Regions from separate parts of the Homo sapiens genome. Here region 1 is linked to region 2. Evidence: chromatin loops called from intact Hi-C (ENCODE). Cell type or tissue: B cell. All regions are shown on one strand. Links, peaks and the distances in the headings refer to the core of each region. The heading gives the core; the rest is flanking DNA.

Region 1 (5,849 bases), core at 1,084-5,083, 83 kb before region 2:
ATGGGATGATTAAGGCAGAGGAATAATGCATCCTGGGGTGGACAGGCCTGATAGAGGAAGTCTGGCTCTGGACTGGCTTGTTTCCATATCAAAGGGCTGCTCCTGACTTGGCCCTTGCTAACTCTGAGAATTGGTCAGCCCCAGGAGGGACAGTCTCCCCAGCCAGAAAGGTTTTTAAGATGTCAAAACTCATACAAAAAATAAAAAATGGAAACAACACAGAACGAATGGGGGAGTTAGCTGATTTTACTTTTTATACTCACTTTTCTACCCATTTCTCCATGTTTTTCCAGTCTTGTTTCTATTCTCAAAATGCAGAAGTTTTTTTTCTGCAGTGCATACAAGGACTATCTGTTGATTAAAACAGTTTTTAAAGGATGCTTTCTGCTCTGATTTCTATAACCAGGGCAAAGAGCGTAGCAAAATACCTGTCTTTTTTGTAGCACTGTTAGGTTGGAGATTTAATTCACTCAGCACTTATGTTTTCAATGCCTGCTATGTGCAAGGTGTTCTGCCAGCCCTCATACAATGTACAAAAATGGTTAAGGCCATCAGCGGGAGGAGCTGCAGGCTGTGATAAGCTACAGAAAATGTTTAATAGGAGGAGATGTAAACATGGCTCTAAATAAATTCAAGTATAACAAGTCAAATCCTTTTGGAGGAATCAAGAAAAAGCATCATTAAGGAGGAGTTATTTAAGACAAGCCTTAAAGATGAGTGGGATTTTGACAGGTAGGATTGGAGGAGGAGGTTGTTCTTAAACAAGATGCAAAGGACACACAGGCACGTGGGTACAAGGCTTATTATGTTCAAGAAATAGCAAATAGTCCTATCAGCAGGGATGTAGGATTCTTGTGGTGTAGTAAGGAAAATTGGGGCTGAAAAGTGGATTGTGGTGAAACTGTGGAGAGCTGTGAATGTCACGAGGAAGGATTTAACTTTGTAGAAGGAAGTTAGCATCTTTTGTGCACTTTTTAGCAGCAATTGCTTGATTTCAGCCAAGCATGTCTCTCAATTGTTCCTGTGAATAAGATGGACAGTAATGCTGTTCGATGGATTTATAACTGGATGTATAAATAAACTGGGGCATGTCCAACATCAACATGAAATTGCAAAGGGCACCAAGCTTCCTTCCTTTTGCATATTTTCTAAACATCCCAGGGGTAAGTTTCATGAGGGCAGGGATTTAATCTGATGTGTTCCCTGCTGAGTCCTTAGCTAATGCTGAACAGGAGGCTTTGTGAGGGAGAGAAGCCCTGTTGCTGAAGGAGGAGTTTGATGATCTTTTGCCTGTATCTTCATAGCAGGATACTTGCATTTTAGGGAAGTTAGCAAAATGTTCTCCAGTTCTAAGTTCTGCCATAAATTAACCCTGATTCCCCTGTATTCTGTAGTGTTTGAAGGAAACATGATAACCTAGATGTAAAAGCAACCCCTTTAAAGAGTAGCAGTTAGAACATGACAGTCATCCATATTGGTCAAACTCATGGTCCAGCCGTAGTTCTCAGGCCGTACACTAAGAATTTTGGAAGGAAACAGGCATGCTCTTACACACACCAACTACAGACAGTTAGACCAGCCATTAACATCATTGTAAATGCAAAAAATACGAGTGTGACCTCCAACAGTGAATAAATATCATCCTGCATCCAAGAGATGCAAGGTAAGAGATGAGCTGCAGCCATCCTTGTTTTTCCTTTAAAGTATTTATGGATCTAGCTTGAACTTACACTGTCACCATGAATATTCTACCTCTTAATAGCTCTCTGTGTATATATATATATATATATATATATATAGTTTTGGGGAGTGTATGTTGAGATGCGGTCTCACTATGTTGTCCAACTTGGAGTGCAGTGGCATGATCATAGCTCACTGCATCCTCAAATTCCTGGGCTCAAATGATCATCCCACCTCAGCCTCCCAAGTAGCTGGGACTATAGGCATGCGCCACTACTCCCAGCTAATTTTTTAAAATTTTTTTAGAGACAAGGTCTCTCGATGTTGCCCAGACTGATCTCCAACTCCTGGGCTCAAACAGTCCTCCTGCCTCAGCCTCCCAAGTAACTGGGACTACAGGCGAGATCTGCCACATCCAGCTCAGTATTTTCTTTTATATGATCTCAATTTACTTTCAAACTTCATACGTCTATCTCCTGTTTTGCATGTTTTGAGAGCAGATGAATGTGTCGATGCTCACCCTGATGACGTGGTGACTTTGATTTGATTCCCTATCTGCTTGGATGAATGAATGATCCTTTCATCTCTCCATCTCTGCATTTCTCACCCTCCTTTATGCCTGTCCTGCAGAAGGCCCAGGTTCAACAGCACAGTGATCAATTGAAGGGCATTCTTCTCTTCCGGTCTCCCTAGGAGCAGCAGCACCAGTCCATGGCTGCAGACATAAACAATATGATGTGTTTTTATATAGGTGATTTATAATTTCTCACAAAATACTTACTGATCCTCTCAACAGGTGTTTGTTCCATGATTAGAAGGACATCTACCATTTTGACTCTTTGAGAGCAGTTTCCTGGGCTGGGCGCGATGGCTCACGCCTGTAATCCCAGTACTTTGGGAGGCCAAGGTGGGCAGATCACGAGGTCAAGAGATCAAGACCATCCTGGCCAACATAGTGAAACCCTGTCTTTACTAAAAATACAAAAATTAGCTGGGCGTGGTGGCGCGTGCCTGTAGTCCCAGCTACTCAGGAGGCTGAGGCAGGAGAATTGCTTGAACCCAGGAGGTGGAGGTTGCAGTGAGCCAAGATCACACCACTGCACTCCAGCCTGGTGACAGAGCAAGACTCCGTCTCAAAAAAAAAAAAAAAAGAAAGAAAGGAAAAAGAAAAGAGAGCAGTTCTCTGGCAATGAATACTGTGTAATTTTATTGAAGAAAAAAAAAAAAACTAACTGAATTACATGCCCTGCAAGGGTGACGTGCCTAAGTGACTCAGTTAGCTGGAGAGTGACTCTCCTCTCCAGTCCTTCCCTACTCATGGCCATCTTCCCAGGGTACATTTAATAATGGATTGTATATTTCAAAATTGCCAAGACAGAAGATTTTAAATGTTTTCACTGCCAAAACATGATAAGTATGTAAGGTGATGGATTTGTTAATTAGCCTGATTTAATCATCCCACATTACAAATATGTATCAAAATGTCATCCCATGAATATCTACAATTATTATTTGTCTAGTAAAATTTTTTTTTAAATTTAATGTTTCTTTGTAGAAAGCGGCTCTGAAACTAAGTCAGCTGAGGGTGCCAGGGTTGTGTATGTTATCATGGCCCTTGAGGTTATGATTCCAGATCTGAGGACGGTCCTCACGGAGGCCAGATGTCTGCTGTGGTTTTCACATGCTGACCTGGCTTGGAAGGGAAAGCCAGGTTTGGGGCATTTCACAAAAATAACATTTTTTTCATTACTCTTGTTTCTCTCAACATCATCCCTCTCACCACAAGGGGTCAGTCAGCACATTTTGCCTTTGACCAAGGCAAAACGCCAGGCGAGTGATCATCCCTAGGCGGGCCTCGTGTTCTGAAGGAACTGATGGAGCTCCTGTTGACCTCTTTCTTGCAGCCAAGGGGAATCTGATTTAGTAGATTAGTGATGCTAGACTCTCATTTCTGTTCCAGATATACTGCCAATAGGCCCTTTATTATAGTCCACCATCTTCAGGTGGAGTACCTATAGCTAAGGTTAAGTAATTAAAGGAGATAAGTAATTCCAACTCACTGCAACTAGTTGGCAAATGACTGAGAAAATTTTGCAACACCTTTATTCATTGGGCACTAAGTGCTGTGCTCATTGACAAGTAACTGCCGATACAGCAGCAGTTACAAATGGGCCTCTATAGCAGGTGCTGATTAAAAAGTTCATTTGTGGCCTGGCGCGGTGGCTCATGCCTGTAATCCCAGCACTTCAGGAGGCCGAGATGAAGGGATCACTTGAGGTTGGGAGTTTGAGACCAGCCTGGCCAACATGGTGAAACCCCCATCTCTACTGAAACTACAAAAATTAGCTGGGCGTTGTGGCGAGCACCTGTAATCCCAGCTACTCAGGAGGCTGAAGCATGAAAATTGCTTGAACCCAGAAGGCGGACATTGCAGTGAGCTGAGATCGCGCCACTGTACTCCAGCCTGGGCGACAGAGAGAGACACCGTCTCAAAAAAAAAAAAAAAAAAAAAAAGTTCATTTGTGGTGGTAAGAAGAGAGGTTAGAGGTGTATTTATTTAGTCCACACTTATTCCGTGTGTCGGCTACAGCCATACGGCACAAGGACCAACTTTAGAAGTCATCTTTGCTTTTTCTTTCCTTGTCTGAAGTCATCAGCCAGGGCTGTGTCAGGTTTGGAAATACAGCCCTCTTGGGTTTTATGGCTCTGTGACATTCACGGTTTGGGTTTATTTTCCTTGTTCTCTGGAACTGGTCGTTTTTGCTTCTTCCACTCCATCAACAGAGACAGTTTTATGAATACACTGCATCTCAATCAGTCTAGCTGCAGAAATAAGTCAGCAAGCAGAGAGCTCTGTGTGTTTCCCAGCAGGAGCAGCCACCATCATCATTAGAAAGGCAAGAAGTAGTGTGTATCCTCCAACAATTAATAAATATCATGCATCAGATAGATGCAAAACCATTTATTCAGTGAGGTGCTGTCAAGGGAAAGGAGGCATTTTTATCCCAGGAATCAAGGGAAAGGAGGCATTTTTATTCTAGGATCTTTAGAGGTAAAGAGACAAAATCCCAGGAAGGTTAGATGTCTTCCTCAGGCAGTTAAAAGCAAAGGACGCAGGTTTTCAGACTCCTAGATCATCCACTGGTTTTCTTTCTTTTTTTTTTTGTTTTTTGAGACAGAGTCTCACTCTGTTGCCCACGGTGGAGCGCAGTGGTACAATCTCAGCTCACTGCAACCTCCGCTTCCCAGGTTCAAGCGATTCTCCTGCCTCAGCCTCCCAAGTAGCTGGGACTACAGGCGCATGCCACTGCGCCCAGCTAATTTTTGTACTTTTTTTAAAGACAGGGTTTCACCATGTTGGTCAGGCTGGTCTTGAACTCCTAACCTCGTGATCCGCCCGCCTTGGCCTCCCAAAGTACTGGGATTACAGGCTTGACCCACTGCACCCGGCCCCAGTCACTAGTTTTCAATACCGATGTAGTGCGGTGTGCATCAGAACAATACACTGAAACCTAGAAACCTCTCCTGGAGCATTTTGTGGTGGTGTTTTGTTGCAAGCATGGAGAACCGCCATGGAAGTCTTTCGCAAGCCTCTCTGCTCTATTACTTGATTCACTTTCCAATCACCTCTGCTCTTTTCCACTGCTTACTTATGATAGTACCACCACATATTAAACACTCTCTGTTGTTTTTTTGGCTTCTACCTTCCCACCCCAGGCTGGAAAGCATCAGGATAGGTGGATTTTCAGAAGTGTGGTGAAAGCCCTATTAGCAACACTGCAGCTATATAAGGTACTTTGCAATTTACAAAGCACGTTCACGTGATCCTGTCTGACCCTCCAAACAACCTATGGCAGAGGTGGGGAATGTATTATGATGTTTGTCTCAGAATCAAGACTACATTTGCTGATCTCCTCTGATGCATCAAGGACTGTACGGGGGCTACTTTATACTCAGGCCTTCTGCTGACCTATATGGAGACTTTGTAAAATTAGAAAAAGTGCCCTGTAGAGGATGCCCCTTCCTCTAGAGTGAATCAGCCCCACACCAGGGCAGGCCTCAGGCTAGATTTCAACCCTAAGGTCCCCTCAGCACCTTGCATGGAGCTGTGTAGTTATTAATCTATTTACTTCTCATTACAGATCTATACTCTGGGCAATACTCCCTTT
Region 2 (5,849 bases), core at 638-4,637:
TGAGCACATAATGAACCCTCTGACGGTGGCAGCTGTAATGACGACATCGTAGGCCTTTCCTGGCCTGTCTTCCTAGTTGCCTAATGGGGTTGTCTTGGTACCTTCTGCCTGAAAATTCATGAACCTGGGTTGGTCAATGGCTTTGAACTAAAGGTATCAATTCTGTAGGTGGTAGCTTGTGGCCCCACCCCTCAGAGTGACCTAAGAAACGCACATAGGAGATGAAGGCTCCATGCTGTGTCAGCTGTGTCACAGGATGCCCGCCTTCACGGCTCTGAAGGGACCTGTAGGATCAGAAGTCTGAGGCTAGTAATGAGGAGGAGAGCCGGCCCCACACAAAACATGACCACAGGAAAAAACCTATCTGTGTAACCACTGAGCCAGGTAGGGTGTGACTGGCCACTTAACACCCCTGAGGCTTCAGATCCTCAGTTATAAACCAGGAGTGGTAGACGAGGTGGTCACTAGGTCCCCTCATGGCCCTAGTATTCTGTGCTTCTGTAAATTTTCACCGTGTGCCCTCTAGCTGTCCCTGGTGACCCAACATCCAGACCACCTTTTCTTCCATCCGTTTTCCCACCTGAGACATCGCAAAATGGGAGTTCCCTCCTTCTGGTTCTTGCTGTCTGCCTCCCCATTTAACTCTGCTAGATTAATTCATACTAAGATATTAATGGCTGACTAGTTTAATAGGTTTTATCCCACTGAAATTTGCATTTGTACAAATGTCACTGTCTGGGGGCTCCCTACTTCCGGGTGTTGCTGTCTGCCCCCCAGTTTATCTCTACTAGATTAATTCATACTGAGCTATTAATGGCTGACTAGTTTAATGGGCTTTTATTCAAGAGAAATTTGCATTAAAAAAAAAAAAAACCTCTCCGGGAGGGAGATAGGATCTCTAAATCCAAAGGAAAGCACACTCATGGTGACGGTTTCAGGCACTGTAGGGTAGGCTGGAGCAGGGACCTCTGGTGACCTCAGCCCACAGCAAGATGTGGCTGTTTCTTGTGCTGCCTTTCTACAAAGCCTTATGCCCACAGGCGGTTGGGGGGCCAAATCAGGCCCGTGGGGGTGGCCCTCAAGGGCCTGATTTCTGCTCTGACCTTACACCACTTGTGCTAGTGGGAGGTATAGTCACCTTGAGTGTAAAGGTGACACAGTTATCAGATGGTCCCCACCCCTTTCTAGGCACAGGGGGTTTCCTTCCTTTAAAGACCTGTCCCAAGGCCGGGCGCGGTGGCTCACGCCTATAATCCCAGCACTCTGGGAGGCTGAGGCGGGTGGATCACCTGAGGTCAGGAGTTCGAGACCAGTCTGGCCAATATGGTGAAACCCCATCTCTACTAAAAATACAAAAATTAGCTGGGTGTGGTGGTGGGCACCTGTAATCCCAGCTACTCGGGAGGCTGAGGCAGGAGAATCGCTTGAACTTGGGAGGTGGAGTTTGCAGTGAGCCGAGATCATGCCACTGCACTCCAGCCTGGGCAACAGAGCAAGACTCCATCTCAAAAAAATAAAAAATTAAAAAAATTTAAAAAATAAAATAAAGACCTGTCCCATACTGAGACAATCAGCAACCATACCTGAATTGCATGTGTGCACCAATACAACAAACTAATGAAGTTACCAAAATATAATTCAACAACTGTGATTTTCAAAATGAGCCAACTAGTGTCCCAGGCAGTCGTGATGCACCCTATGCCAAAATCAACGTGTTTCCTTTTACTAACGCCATTTGAAATTTAACGGCTGAGAATCACAGGCCTTCTTTGATACAAGCTGACTTCCATAGTTTTTCCAAGTCCAACAATGCTACGCTGATATCTGTGCTTCCACAGATATCAAGGAATTCTTCCAAGGTTCAGAAGGGAAATGGTCTACCCCAGGTCATCCAGTTAGCTTAAAAGGAGAAATAAGCCCAGATTCTCTGCCCTTCAAGTATCTGCCCCCTACCCCAGACTCTCCCATGTACAGCTATTTAAAAATCTGATGAGTAAATCACCCATATATTAAGGCAAGAGCTTTCAGGCTCTGCAGTCTACTCTTCTGAGCCACTCCTAAAGAGTCTACATGCAGGCAATTGTATCCCACACTCTGGCCTCACCCATGCTCTGTGGACTTCATGGAAGATTCAAACAATCGATGGAATCAGGGCTTGTGAAAGGTGAGCGTTTTGAAATTCCTCCTGCCTTGTCTTGTTCCTGCAGCAGGTTGAGGGCAGTCTTCTGCTCTCTCTACACCCACAGGGCACCAGACACAAGGACTATACCACAATGAGCCTCCTTCAGTGTCTGGGAGGCTCAACAAAGAATGAGTGAGCCCCAGTCTTATCCAAAGAAAGGAGCCTCACATCTCCCCAAATGCCTGTGTGTCCCCGTGTCAACATTCCCACCCACCTCCTTGGGCTGTGCGGTGGCTTGCACCTGTAATCCCAGCACTTTGAGAGGCCAAGGCAGGAGGATTGCTTGATGCCAGGAGTTCAAGACCGGCCTGAACAACATCATGAGACCCCCATCTCAACAAAACATTTTTAAAATTAGTCAGGTGTGGTGGCGTGCATGTGTAGTCCTAGCTACTTGGGAGGCCGAAGTAGGAGAATCACTTGAGCCCAGGAGTTCCAGGCTACAGTAAGCTATGATTGTGCCACTGCACTTTAGCCTGGGAGACAGAACGAGACCGTGTCAAAAAAAAAAAAAAAACCTACCTTCCTGCCTTGTAGCCACATTTCTCAACCCAGCATCTCTGCCTGGAGACCTGAAACCCCATGTGATGTAAAGAAGGCAAAATGACAAGGTCAGCCTGCTCAGTAGCAATTTGAAACAACGCAGGTAGTTTGGAAAGCAATCCCCATAAGGAGAAGGGCAGCTGGGGGAGGGGACAGGAGTACTCTCTTCCCTTTATTAAAATGAGATGCTTGGCCTAGAGCCTGCCAAGGTCCAAAGGATGCACCTGTACACAACACTGTTTACTGAAATAAAAAAACATCTTAAATATTTTTTTTAGCTCGGAATGAACAAGAGGAACAGGAGGAGAAGAGAGAGATCAAGAGGAGGCTAACCCGAAAGGTAGGTGGTTCTCCATGCCAAGAGCTGGGACAGGAGAGGGTGGGCTGCCTGCCACACCTCTGCCCTCTGCTGGCCTCAGTGGCCTCACCGCTGCCTGGTTCCTCTCCTCCTGTGTCAGAGAGTGCCACTCTCTTACTCTATAAGACCTCTCCACTCAGCTTCATGACCCTCAGTCCTTTCAGCTGGTGACACTCAATGTTGTTTGATTTTGTGACACCCACCTACTTCCTAACAACTCGATGGCTATTGCGTTGTATTTTTGATTATACTAAATGTTTTGTTTTACAAAATTCACTATAATCCCATTAAGCAATGGGAAATTCATAATCAAAATCAGTAGTTCAAAGGCCAGGTTCAGTGGTTCATGCCTATAAACCCAGCACTTTGGGAGGCCAAGGTGAGTGGATAGCTTGAAGCCAGGAGTTCGAGACCAGCCTGGGCAACATGGTAAAATGCTGTCTTTGTCAAAGTAAATATACAAAAACTAGCTGTGCATGGTGATGTGCACCTGTAGTCCCAGATACATGGGAGTCTGAGGTTGGAGAATTGCTTGAGCCCAGGAGGCAGAGGTTGCAGTGAGCCGAGATCGCGCCACTGCACTCCAGCCTGGGCAACAGAGCAAGACTCTGTCTCAAAAAAAAAAAAAAATTACTAGTTCGAATATTACACAATTATTTGCTATGACCCTGGGAAAGTATAGACTTTTTTTTTTTTTTTGCTCCCCCTGACACTATTCTTTCCCTAGGAATTAAGAACTATGCAACTTTATTAGGCTAAATTACGAAAGTACTGACAAATTTAAAGCAGATGTTTGAGAAGCACATAGCTTAAAGTCATAAAACTGGAATTTTAATATAGTCTTAACCCCAAAAATAGATGGTTTGGCAATGCACTGTAGCCTCGCATGCATCTCATTCCACATGAGTGTCCTCTTTAATAATAAACGCATTGTTAAGGCTATTCTTGGATGATGCTGAAAAGTTTAATTAATTGATGACATGCAAGATACAATACTCCCTTCTGTCTGACGAAGTCAAAGTGTTTTTAATCAGCCTCCTACAGTGACCATCTTGAGAGAAAGATACTCTCATATCTTAGCTACAGTTAAGAGGCCCATTAATATTAATTTTAAAAAGGTTTATTAGTGGATTTTTCTCTCCAGAAATATCACACAAAGGAAGAAATTCAGAGATCCTGAAATATCATACCAATTATTAAGGTGATGGTTTGTATTTCTCCACACTTTCCCTGCGAGCATCCCAAATACCTGGTGACAAGCCAAATGCCAACCCAATTAGCAAGAGCTGGACAAACAAGTGCCTGAATGGCCAGACGACTGGCTGGGGTCACCCTGGTGGAGACTAGAGCAAGAGCTAAGTGACTTCACCAGCCAGTCGCTGTCCCACCCGTCAAGGTTGGACCCTTTACATCCTTAAGCCCACCCACTCTTTGGATGCAGGGTGCAGTTTTTCCTGAGCTTGAGTAGTGAGAAGAGCAGGAGAGATGCATTAGCTTTTTCTCATCGTGTCCTTGAAATGACTGGGGCTCGAAAAAGACACTGTGATAAACTTTCATTTCTGATACAGAAAGGTCTAGACACTTAGAAAAAAAAAAAGTTGTTTAAATCAGATTTTCATCAAATTTTTCAGAATTGGTTGCTGGATCCCCAAAATTCACCCAGTTTTAAGGTTGCTTGCTAAAAGACGGTCACAGAGAAATACTTAGACATTTATTTAATTCCTATCTCTTAACAAAGTTGATATGATTTTGCGGAGAACTTGACTAACTGCATGATTTGGTAATGAGCGAGTAAAGAGTCTTCCTTTCCACACCCATCTCCCTAGGGTAGGTGACACTAGGGATGGGGACCCCAAATAGTTCATAGGTTTTGCGGGTCTCCACAATCAAATAATTGCCTCTCTGTTCCTGCTCACCTCTCCTTTCTTCTCCCAGGGAAATGGCCTTGGAATTTTAGCATTTGCCCTCCCCTGGGACTGGCTGGGGGGGTTAGAAATAAGGAGCTTGAGAGGGGATAACTGCTTCTAAGAGAGAGACTGGAGAACAGAGGGGCAACTTCCATATCTGCTTTTGCGGGCAGAGATGTGGCGCCTTCCGGCAGGTAGGGAACCTACATCATCACTTCCTGGCCCTGTGAAGGTTCTTCTCCTCTTGAGCATTTATCACACTGAGACCAGATGCCAGTGATGGGGGCTGCTTTACAGTGATCTGCCTTCAGCCCAATAACTTCTTCAATAAAATTCTATTTAACTGTAATGCACTAGTAAGAAAAATAAAAAATAAAGCGTAGTAACTGAGGCTGATAGCAACAGACCAGTCATTTTCTCTGACCAAACTGAGACTAATATAAAAATTACATGCTTTGTCTTTTTAAAAAAGACATGCCTGCGGCCAGGCGCAGTGGCTCACGCCTGTAATCCCAGCACTTTGGGAGGCCGAGGCGGGCCTGACTTTGGCTGCAAAGATTATTTTTGCAGCATTCAAGGAAGGACTTCAGGTTCCAGATGCCCCGAAGGCTACAGCCAGCACCAGGCCAAAGGTGCGTCTTCTGAGCCTTTCGTGGTCAGGGACATGAGCCCATGCACACAGAGGAGCGTCCTGGTGGCCGTTTGTTAGTGCTGGGGTCCGTGCACCAACTGTGACTCTGAGAGGCAGCAGCCAGCTGCATCCTCGCTCATTCCCTCTGAGCACTTGTGCTCTATGCTGTCTTGATTTGGAAAGACGGTGTCCAAGGCCCCGCGATGTTCAGGCATAAGAAACAGCCCC

What was found. Peaks named below come from ENCODE experiments on the same cell type or tissue, not always from the same donor. Only the 100,000 strongest peaks of a DNase experiment are listed, where the experiment ranks them.
Region 1: it touches region 2 in a loop (21-fold over the local background); 10 of 110 quality-filtered maps call a loop at or near these places.

The regions. Positions count from the first base shown.
Region 1 is chr6:13,191,587-13,197,435 of GRCh38, forward strand. The region is part of intron 7 of PHACTR1 (phosphatase and actin regulator 1); the gene reads left to right. Among named protein-coding and RNA genes, the nearest start is that of TBC1D7, 130 kb to the right of the region's middle. RefSeq lists a silencer at 3,484-3,573. In B cell, for the core only: a CTCF peak has its summit at 3,492 (motif pointing right); a DNase peak (open chromatin) is centred at 3,495.
Region 2 is chr6:13,275,265-13,281,113 of GRCh38, forward strand. PHACTR1 (phosphatase and actin regulator 1) reads left to right here. Exons shown (of 15, transcript NM_030948.6): 12 at 3,004-3,065. The region is part of intron 8 of TBC1D7-LOC100130357 (TBC1D7-LOC100130357 readthrough); the gene reads right to left. It overlaps LOC100130357 (a long non-coding RNA gene), which reads right to left. Exons shown (of 5, transcript NR_160971.1): 5 at 3,893-5,849. Among named protein-coding and RNA genes, the nearest start is that of TBC1D7, 50 kb to the right of the region's middle. RefSeq lists an enhancer at 2,905-3,074. In B cell, for the core only: CTCF peaks have their summits at 3,131 (motif pointing left) and 3,330; DNase peaks (open chromatin) are centred at 2,247 and 3,027; H3K4me3 peaks cover 758 bases; H3K27ac peaks cover 3,220 bases.